2 separate regions of the Homo sapiens genome follow, and region 2 is linked to region 1. Evidence: read pairs that join two places in POLR2A ChIA-PET (ENCODE). Cell type or tissue: Caco-2. All regions are shown on one strand. Links, peaks and the distances in the headings refer to the core of each region. The heading gives the core; the rest is flanking DNA. Region 1 holds the start of LOC124907879 (a long non-coding RNA gene). Region 2 overlaps STEAP3 (STEAP3 metalloreductase).

Region 1 (4,386 bases), core at 240-4,239:
AATAAACAGGTAACTGTAAAGAAATTTGAATCTAACAGGACTGGACTTCTCATCAGCAATGAAGGATGCTAGAAGACACTAGAATACAGGCTTCAAAATATGAAAGTAAAATTATTTTGGACCTAGAATTCTATATCCAGCTTAAGAATGAGAAAAATACATCTTCAACATCTTATGGTTGCAAAAAAGAAAGAAGGAAGAAAGGAAGAAAGGAAGAAAAAGAAAGAGAGAGACAGAGAAAGAAAGAAAGAAACAGAGAAAGAACCATAAAATAAGAAAAAAAACCATAATTTTCAGACAATCAAGGGTTCAGAATATTTACCTCACCCATACATTTTCTAAAGAATTTACCTGGGCTAGGCATGATAGCTCACGCCTATAATCCCAGCACCTTGGAGGGCCAAGATGGGACAATCACTTGAGCCCAAGGGTTCAAGACAAGCCTGGGCAATATAGTGAGACCCCCGTTTCTACAAAAAATAAGAAAATCAGCTGGACACAGTGGTGCATGCCTGTAGTCCTAGCTACTTAAGAGGCCGAGGTAGGAGGATTGCTTGGGCCTGAGAGGTTGAGGCTGCAGTGAGCCGAGATTGTGCCACTGCACTCCAGCCTGGGTGACAAAACAAGATCCTGTCTCAAAAAAAAAAAAATCTATATGTATATCTATATCTATCTATATCTATATATATCTATATCTATCTATCGATCTATCTATATACATAGAATCTATTTACATATATATAAATTTCCTGAGGATGTACTCCCTCAAAAGGAGGTGGGAGGGAAAAATTGGCAAAAACCAAGAAAGACAGAACTATGAATTATAGAAAAGTGTACAGCCAACCAGAATGTTGATGAAAAGAATTCCCTGGATAGGAAGTCTACTAAAAGTCTTGAAAGCAATTATAGAAAACTACTGAGTTTCAAGAAGATTGTCTTAAGGAGAACAAGTCTGAGAAATTAATAAAATTTCTACAGAGCTGGATGATATTTGGAATATAGTCAGAGAGATGTATGTTCTTTCTTCTACAAGAAAATATGGAAAGAATCAAAACTCATGGAAATAAAATTTGTACAAGAGCATTATTATATAAATAGAATACCAAAGGAAGATAAATTATTATATCAAAAATACACCTGTACTCATGTTTATTGCAGCACTAGTCACAATAGCAAAACCATGGAATCAACCTAATCGGCAACAGATAATTAGATAAAGACAATGTGGTGTATGTACACCATAGAATACTATGCAGCCATAAAAAGAATGAAATCATGTCTTTTGAACCAATGTGGATGGAGCTGGGGGCCATTATTCTAAGTGAACAAACTCAGAAACAGAATATCAGATACCGCGTATTCTCACTTGTAAGTGGGAGCTAAACAATGGGTACACGAGGACATAAAGACTAAAATAATAGACACTACCTGTAATACCAGCATTTTGGGAGGCTGAGGCAGGCAGATCACTTGAGGTCAGGAGTTGGAGACCAGCCTGGCCAACATGGTGAAACCCCATCTCTCCTAAAAATATAAAAATTAGCCAGCAGTGGTGGCAGGTGCCTGTAATCCCAGCTACTCAGGAGGCTAAGGCAGGAGAATCACTTGAAGCTGGGAGGCGGAGGTTGCAGTGAGCTGAGATCACTGCATTGCAGCCTGCCCAACAGAGCGAGACTCCATCTCAAAAAAAAAAAAAAAAATAGACACTGGGGACTCCAAATTGGGGGAGGGAGAGAGAGGTGAGGGTTAAAAAATTACCTATTGGTGCGGGGAGGAGCCAAGATGGCCGAATATGAACAGCTCCTGTCTACAGCTCCCAGCGTGAGCAACGAAGAAGACGGGTGATTTCAGCATTTCCATCTGAGGTACCGGGTTCATCTCACTAGGGAGTGCCAGACAGTGGGTGCAGGTCAGTGGGTGAGCGCACCATGCGCGAGCCCAAGCAGGGCGAGGCATTGCCTCACTTGGGAAGCGCAAGGGGTCAGGGAGTTCCCTGTCTGAGTCAAAGAAACGGGTGACGGACGGCACCTGGAAAATCGGGTCACTCCCACCCGAATACTGCGCGTTTCCGACGGGCTTAAAAAAACGGTGCACCACGAGATCATATCCCGCACCTGGCTCGGAGGGTCCTACGCCCACGGAGTCTCGCTGATTGCTAGCACAGCAGTCTGAGATCAAACTGCAAGGCGGCAGCGAGGCTGGGGGAGGGGCGCCCGCCATTGCCCAGGCTTGATTAGGTAAACAAAGCAGCCAGGAAGCTCGAACTGGGTGGAGCCCACCACAGCTCAAGGAGGCCTGCCTGCCTCTGTAGGCTCCACCTCTGGGGGCAGGGCACAGACAAACAAAAAGACAGCAGTAACCTCTGCAGACTTAAATGTCCCTGTCTGACAGCTTTGAAGAGAGCAGTGGTTCTCCCAGCACGCAGCTGGAGATCTGAGAAGGGGCAGACTGCCTCCTCAAGTGGGTCCCTGACCCCTGACCCCCGAGCAGCCTAACTGGGAGGCACCCCCCAGCAGGGGCACACTGACACCTCACACGGCAGGGTATTCCAACAGACCTGCAGCTGAGGGTCCTCTCTGTTAGAAGGAAAACTAACAAACAGAAAGGACATCCACAGGAAAAACCCATCTGCACATCACCATCATCAAAGACCAAAAGTAGATAAAAACCACAAAGATGGGGAAAAAACAGAACAGAAAAACTGGAAACTCTAAAAAGCAGAGCGCCTCTCCTCCTCCAAAGGAACGCAGTTCCTCACCAGCAACGGAACAAAGCTGGATGGAGAATGACTTTGACGAGCTGAGAGAAGAAGGCTTCAGACGATCAAATTACTCTGAGCTACGGGAGGACATTCAAACCAAAGGCAAAGAAGTTGAAAACTTTGAAAAAAATTTAGAAGAATGTATAACTAGAATAACCAATACAGAGAAGTGCTTAAAGTAGCTGATGGAGCTGAAAACCAAGGCTCGAGAACTACGTGAAGAATGCAGAAGCCTCAGGAGCCGATGCGATCAACTGGAAGAAAGGGTATCAGCGATGGAAGATGAAATGAATGAAATGAAGCGAGAAGGGAAGTCTAGAGAAAAAAGAATAAAAAGAAATGAGCAAAGCCTCCAAGAAATATGGGACTATGTGAAAAGACCAAATCTACGTCTGATTGGTGTACCTGAAAGTGATGGGGAGAATGGAACCAAGTTGGAAAACACTCTGCAGGATATTATCCAGGAGAACTTCCCCAATCTAGCAAGACAGGCCAACGTTCAGATTCAGGAAATACAGAGAACGCCACAAAGATACTCCTCGAGAAGAGCAACTCCAAGACACATAATTGTCAGATTCACCAAAGTTGAAATGAAGGAAAAAATGTTAAGGGCAGCCAGAGAGAAAGGTCGGGTTACCCTCAAAGGGAAGCCCATCAGACTAACAGCAGATCTCTCGGCAGAAACCCTACAAGCCAGAAGAGAGTAGGGGCCAATATTCAACACTCTTAAAGAAAAGAATTTTCAACCCAGAATTTCATATCCAGCCAAACTAAGCTTCATAAGTGAAGGAGAAATAAAATCCTTTACAGACAAGCAAATGCTGAGAGATTTTGTCACCACCAGGCCTGCCCTAAAAGAGCTCCTGAAGGAAGCACTAAACATGGAAAGGAACAACTGGTACCAGCCGCTGCAAAATCATGCCAAAATGTAAAGACCATCAAGACTAGGAAGAAATTGCATCAACTAACGAGCAAAATAACCAGCTAACATCATAATGACAGGATCAAATTCACACATAACAATATTAACTTTAAATGTAAATGGACTAAATGCTCCAATTAAAAGACACAGACTGGCAAATTGGATAAAGAGTCAAGACCCATCAGTGTGCTGTATTCAGGAAACCCATCTCACGTGCAGAGACACACATAGGCTCAAAATAAAAGGATGGAGGAAGATCTACCAAGCAAATGGAAAACAAAAAAAGGCAGGGGTTGCAATCCTAGTCTCTGATAAAACAGACTTTAAACCAACAAAGATCAAAAGAGACAAGGCCATTACATAATGGTAAAGGGATCAATTCAACAAGAAGAGCTAACTGTCCTAAATATATATGCACCTAATACAGGAGCACCCAGATTCATAAAGCAAGTCCTGAGTGACCTACAAAGAGACTTAGACTCCCACACATTAATAATGGGAGACTTTAACACCCCACTGTCAACATTAGACAGATCAACGAGACAGAAAGTCAACAAGGATACCCAGGAATTGAACTCAGCTCTGCACCAAGTGGACCTAATAGACATCTACAGAACTCTCCACCCCAAATCAACAGAATATACATTTTTTTCAGCACCACAACACACCTATTCCAAAATTGACCACATAGTTGGAAGTAAAG
Region 2 (4,386 bases), core at 291-4,290, 1.1 Mb before region 1:
AGCCCTCAGAGCCAAACCTTCCTCCTCCCCTGTTCTCAGCAGAAGGGATTGACTGTTTTTTTAAAAAGAACAGACAACATCAGAAGGGAACTGTCACATGCTGTGTCATCACAACTAGCCCCTCCCCTCAATACTCAGCCACTTCTTTTCCCCTTCTCTCCTAGTTGTAAAGGACAATCTCCTCCTCTAAAGCCACCTGTACTCTGCACTCCATCTCTTCCCATGTCCTCCAGGACTTTGTGATTCTCTATCATTCTCTCTCTCATCTTCCATCATTCCTTTTCACCTTGTTTATTCCCCAGAAGCATTTAAAACATGTTTAGGTCAGAACCATGGAAAAAAATAACCAGCCCTCCTTCAACCCCCACATACCCCTCCCATTACCCATCCTTTCTCTTTCCCTTGCTTTACAGCCAAATCTCAGAAGAGTTGTCCAGTATTACTGTCTCCATTTCCTTCTTATTCATACTCAATCTGGATTTTACCCTCAACATCCTACTGAAATTCTCACCATTAGGTTTCCATGTTTCCAAATCTAGTTGACATTTATTGGTCTTCACCCTATGTGATTTCTTCATAGCATTCAACACAATTTCAAACACTCACAGTGGACACAGTACACACACACACACACACACACACACACACACGCACTTTTATCTTAAAATGTCAGCTACAAATGAGCCAACAATGTTTAGTTGAATATACTGTATTTAAAAACCAATTTATTTATTGTAAGGCTATTAATATAATAATTATTCATTATTAATGTTATATATGTATTAGTGTAAATTATTTCTACTTTATGTTTCAATTTAGACCTTACACTGATTTTAAAAATTATATGCATAGGTAGGTTATATTATTTCTGAATTTCATTTCAGAAATTAGTAAAGAGATTTTCAGAAGACTTGTTAGAAGAAGTCAGTGATTGTGGATGGGACTGAGAATTTCTGCTTTAGTGGAGCCAACTCTCTCTTGGTTGAGACCAGGGAAGTGGCCCAGCACAAGAGAGCTTCTGCACTCCAAGAGCTAGCTTCATTGCTTTTGGAAAAGATTCAACGTGTCAAACAGCTAAATGATAACTTTCTCTCCTGAACTGATATGCGTGATTTTGGTGGTTCCTTAGTTCTTACATGGGCTACCTTGGTAGGGGGTATTTTTCATCTATTTGATTACTTCTTTGTAAAGTTAACTCTCTCAGCTTTATGCATGGGAGGACACAGAGGAGAAAAGTAAACCTCCAAGGACAAGATGCTTTTCACCTTGAAAATTGTTTGTCATGAATGTATTTACTGGCCATGGTTCTTTCTTTGGAAAATCCTTATAATGAACTCAAAATGGCAGGGCTGTATTTTGGTTATTGTTCCCAAGAAATGGTTTTTAGCCACTAGACCACTTTCTGCACTGGGTTTCTTGCCCCCTTGCCCTGTACCATAAGGCAGTCTGGTTGCTTCAGCAGGAAGGCTCGGCTGCATGGTAGTTGGGTGGTCTCTGAAGAGAGCTCCTTTTGTTTTCCTGATGGACCCAGGGCCAATGTGCCGCAGCCCTCGTGAAGCACAAAGTGCAAGGCTGTGGCTCCAAGATGGAGTGTTTCTCCCTCTGCCTTTAAGAGAACACGGGGGTCATAGATAGCATTGTACAGACGTGTACCTTGCCAGGGCTGCCAGGGGAATGCAGGCTCATGGGGAGGATTGAGGGGACAGAGATGTGTGTGTACAGATTAGTGTGCCATAGACTAAGCACAGCAGAGGCAAAGAATGCCATCTAAGCTCTTGTCGCTCGGAGTGTCCGAGGATCATCACCATACAGGTCACCCAGGAGCTTATTAGAAATGCACAGTCTCATGCCTCACCCCAGACCACAAATCAGAACCCGCATTCGAACCACATTCCTAGGTGACTCCCAGGCACATTATAATTCAAGAAGCTCTGCTGCTTTTACCTGCACCGAGGCCTCAGCCTTCAGACCACTCCAGGAAGCCACCTTTTCACATCCCCACACCCCCACCCGACACTCTGTCACCTGGATCTTGCCCATTTCCTCCCTGGCATGTCCCTTAGTCCCTTAGGTCTGCACATCTGCCCTTCCTCATTGGCCAGCTCTAGCACAGATCACTGTGTTCACCTTGGCAGTCCCAAGTCCTTGCACACTGCCTGCCTGAGAGCAGGCTCCAAGCTGAAGGCTTCTCGAGTCAGTGGACGAATGGATACGTGATCTACATGGCAGAAATAAAAGCCTGAAGTTTGCAGAAGGTTAGGTGTTTATTTGCACTGCTTTTATACTGTCTACCAGGTTAAAAAAAAAAAACAGAGACTCTTTTGAAGGCATAGATTTTAGATATCAACCTCAGACTGTGGCATTTGGGATTTCCAGAGCATGTCGTTGAGGCACTTTTGTACCCAGAGGCACATGGAATTTACCAGGCTGTGGAGATGATGTGCTCTCGGGATGCTGCTGCCAGTAGCCTGGTGAGGTAGGGAAGACAGCAGTGGACGCACAGTCAGGGCCCAGTACACAGCCCGCCTGCCTTTCGTGTGATTGTCCAGCAGGTGGCACCTGTTCCCTCCTGCCACCCACCTTATAATTGCTTCCCTCTTGAGCACCTTCAGCCAGAGGTGGGTGGGAAGGGGAGGACGTGCACTGGGTTCTGCTATGTGCCAGCATCTTTGGTATAAGGAGCCATTCCCTGGCCCAGGGCAGGCAGCCAGTACCCACCGGGGTTGGGGATCATTGGTGGGTCTCCATTGCCCATGCTCTCCCTGCCTCTCATTAGTAGGGAATCGATGGGCCCTTGTTATGCCAAGGCAATGCTAAAATCTCTGCTTTACCTGCCCCCTTCTCAGCAAGGCTCTCTGTGGGCCACAGCTGATGCTCCATCAGTGCCAATTTATGAGACAAGTTTCTGCCGCTCAGCCTTGGCACAGCAGATGGAAAATACCTGCAGGAAGAGCTTCCCCGGCATGGCCTTCCCTGCATCGGTCATGTGCCTAATGAGCTATCCTTGCAGTGGGCTCTTCTCCTGCTTTTCACTGAAGAACCCTTATGTGCTGCATAGACATGAGCTCATGAAACCTCCCTGGCGGGGGGGGGGCAGGGGCAGCCTCATCTGTGACATTCTCTCTGGGCAGCCTTCACTGGCCCTACTCTCTTCCTTCCATCAGAAGATGGCTTTGGGCCCAGGAGACTCATGAAGACCTCACCCTCTTTGTCTTCAAAGATGCTTTTTCTGTGGCAGATCAACCTGGTTCTGCAGAGGGTTGGGGGCTCAGCCGAGAACACCTGTTTCTTCACAGGGGAAGTAAGCTAGAGTCAGTAGGGAGCAGCAAGGATGGCCTGTGACTGGAGGACAGACGTCCTGTGGCCCCGGCGGTGCTCTTCCCTCTTGTGCTTTGGGGCAGCAGCATTTTAGGTTTGTAGCTTTGGTGGAAAAGTTGCTCCCCACTGTTTTGAAGTGTAATGCCCCATGAGGAGGAAGTTGGAGCCAGTGTGGTTTTCTGGGTCCTCTGCCAGAGGACATTTGGAGTCCCCAATATTTTTCCTCAGGACTGACTTCGTGAAGACAGTCCTTCAGCCCAGGCAGGGCTCAACTCTGACGCCCGGGGAGCTTTACTCCCTAGAGTGTTTTCTCTTGCTCTCCCCCTTGGGCTGATTTCTAAAGGGTCTGCTCTAGGCCTTCCTGGGAGTCATTCAAACTGAAGATGGAAAGGGTGAGAAGGCACAGTGGTTTAAAGGACGCTCATCGCCAGGTTAAAGGAGGGAAGGAAATTACACTTGTTCCCAAGCCAGGCTCACTAATGGCTCTGGAAAGGAGGTGACGTCACTCTCACAGGAGGATCCATTTGCAGGCTCTATGGTGACTTCTGACTTTCAGGGAAAATGTCTCCCCCACTCAGCAAGGATGAGGTGGAGCAGCTTCAGCCCAATCCCTCCATCCTCCCACCACCGGGCAAAGGACCAGGCACAGACTCCAGGCCGACTGCCTGATTTTCCTCCTCCCCAGGCCTCCTGCTGCTGCCCCAGGTGGAGGGAAGAGACCAGCCGCTGCTCACATGCTCCAGGGATGGCTCTGGGCAGAGCCGTTGCCTTCCCTCCCCTTCAGAGCCCTAGCTCTGCAAGAGCCTTGGGGAAGTAGCAAAAGGGAAGTTGTGGGGGTGGGGTGGGCAGGGATAAATCGAACCCACCACAGCACAAGCCTCTTCTGTACAAAAAGTGTGTGTATATCTCTGCAAATGTCACAATAGCATGATCTGCTCTTCTCTTAACGTACGGCACTTGTTTTTAAATCTACAAGTTGAAATCTCAGAGACCCAACTTTTTAGCTAGCTATGTATAATTGCAAATCCTGTTATATATGTGGAATATATGTAAATACATATACACATA

The links. Peaks named below come from ENCODE experiments on the same cell type or tissue, not always from the same donor. Only the 100,000 strongest peaks of a DNase experiment are listed, where the experiment ranks them.
Region 2: POLR2A ChIA-PET joins it to region 1 with 5 read pairs; 1 of 35 experiments calls an interaction of 5 or more read pairs at or near these places.

What each region holds. Positions count from the first base shown.
Region 1 is chr2:118,140,403-118,144,788 of GRCh38, reverse strand. LOC124907879 (a long non-coding RNA gene) reads left to right here and starts at 1,760. Exons shown (of 2, transcript XR_007087211.1): 1 at 1,760-1,865. RefSeq lists an enhancer at 1,979-2,652. In Caco-2, for the core only: no CTCF peak of the experiment used is centred there; a DNase peak (open chromatin) is centred at 1,998; H3K4me3 peaks cover 911 bases.
Region 2 is chr2:119,263,512-119,267,897 of GRCh38, reverse strand. It overlaps STEAP3 (STEAP3 metalloreductase), which reads right to left. Exons shown (of 6, transcript NM_182915.3): 6 at 2,246-4,386. LOC105373581 (a long non-coding RNA gene) reads left to right here. Exons shown (of 2, transcript XR_001739666.3): 2 at 1-2,273. Among named protein-coding and RNA genes, the nearest start is that of STEAP3-AS1, 17 kb to the right of the region's middle. RefSeq lists a silencer at 2,475-2,574. In Caco-2, for the core only: a CTCF peak has its summit at 2,547 (motif pointing right); a DNase peak (open chromatin) is centred at 2,547.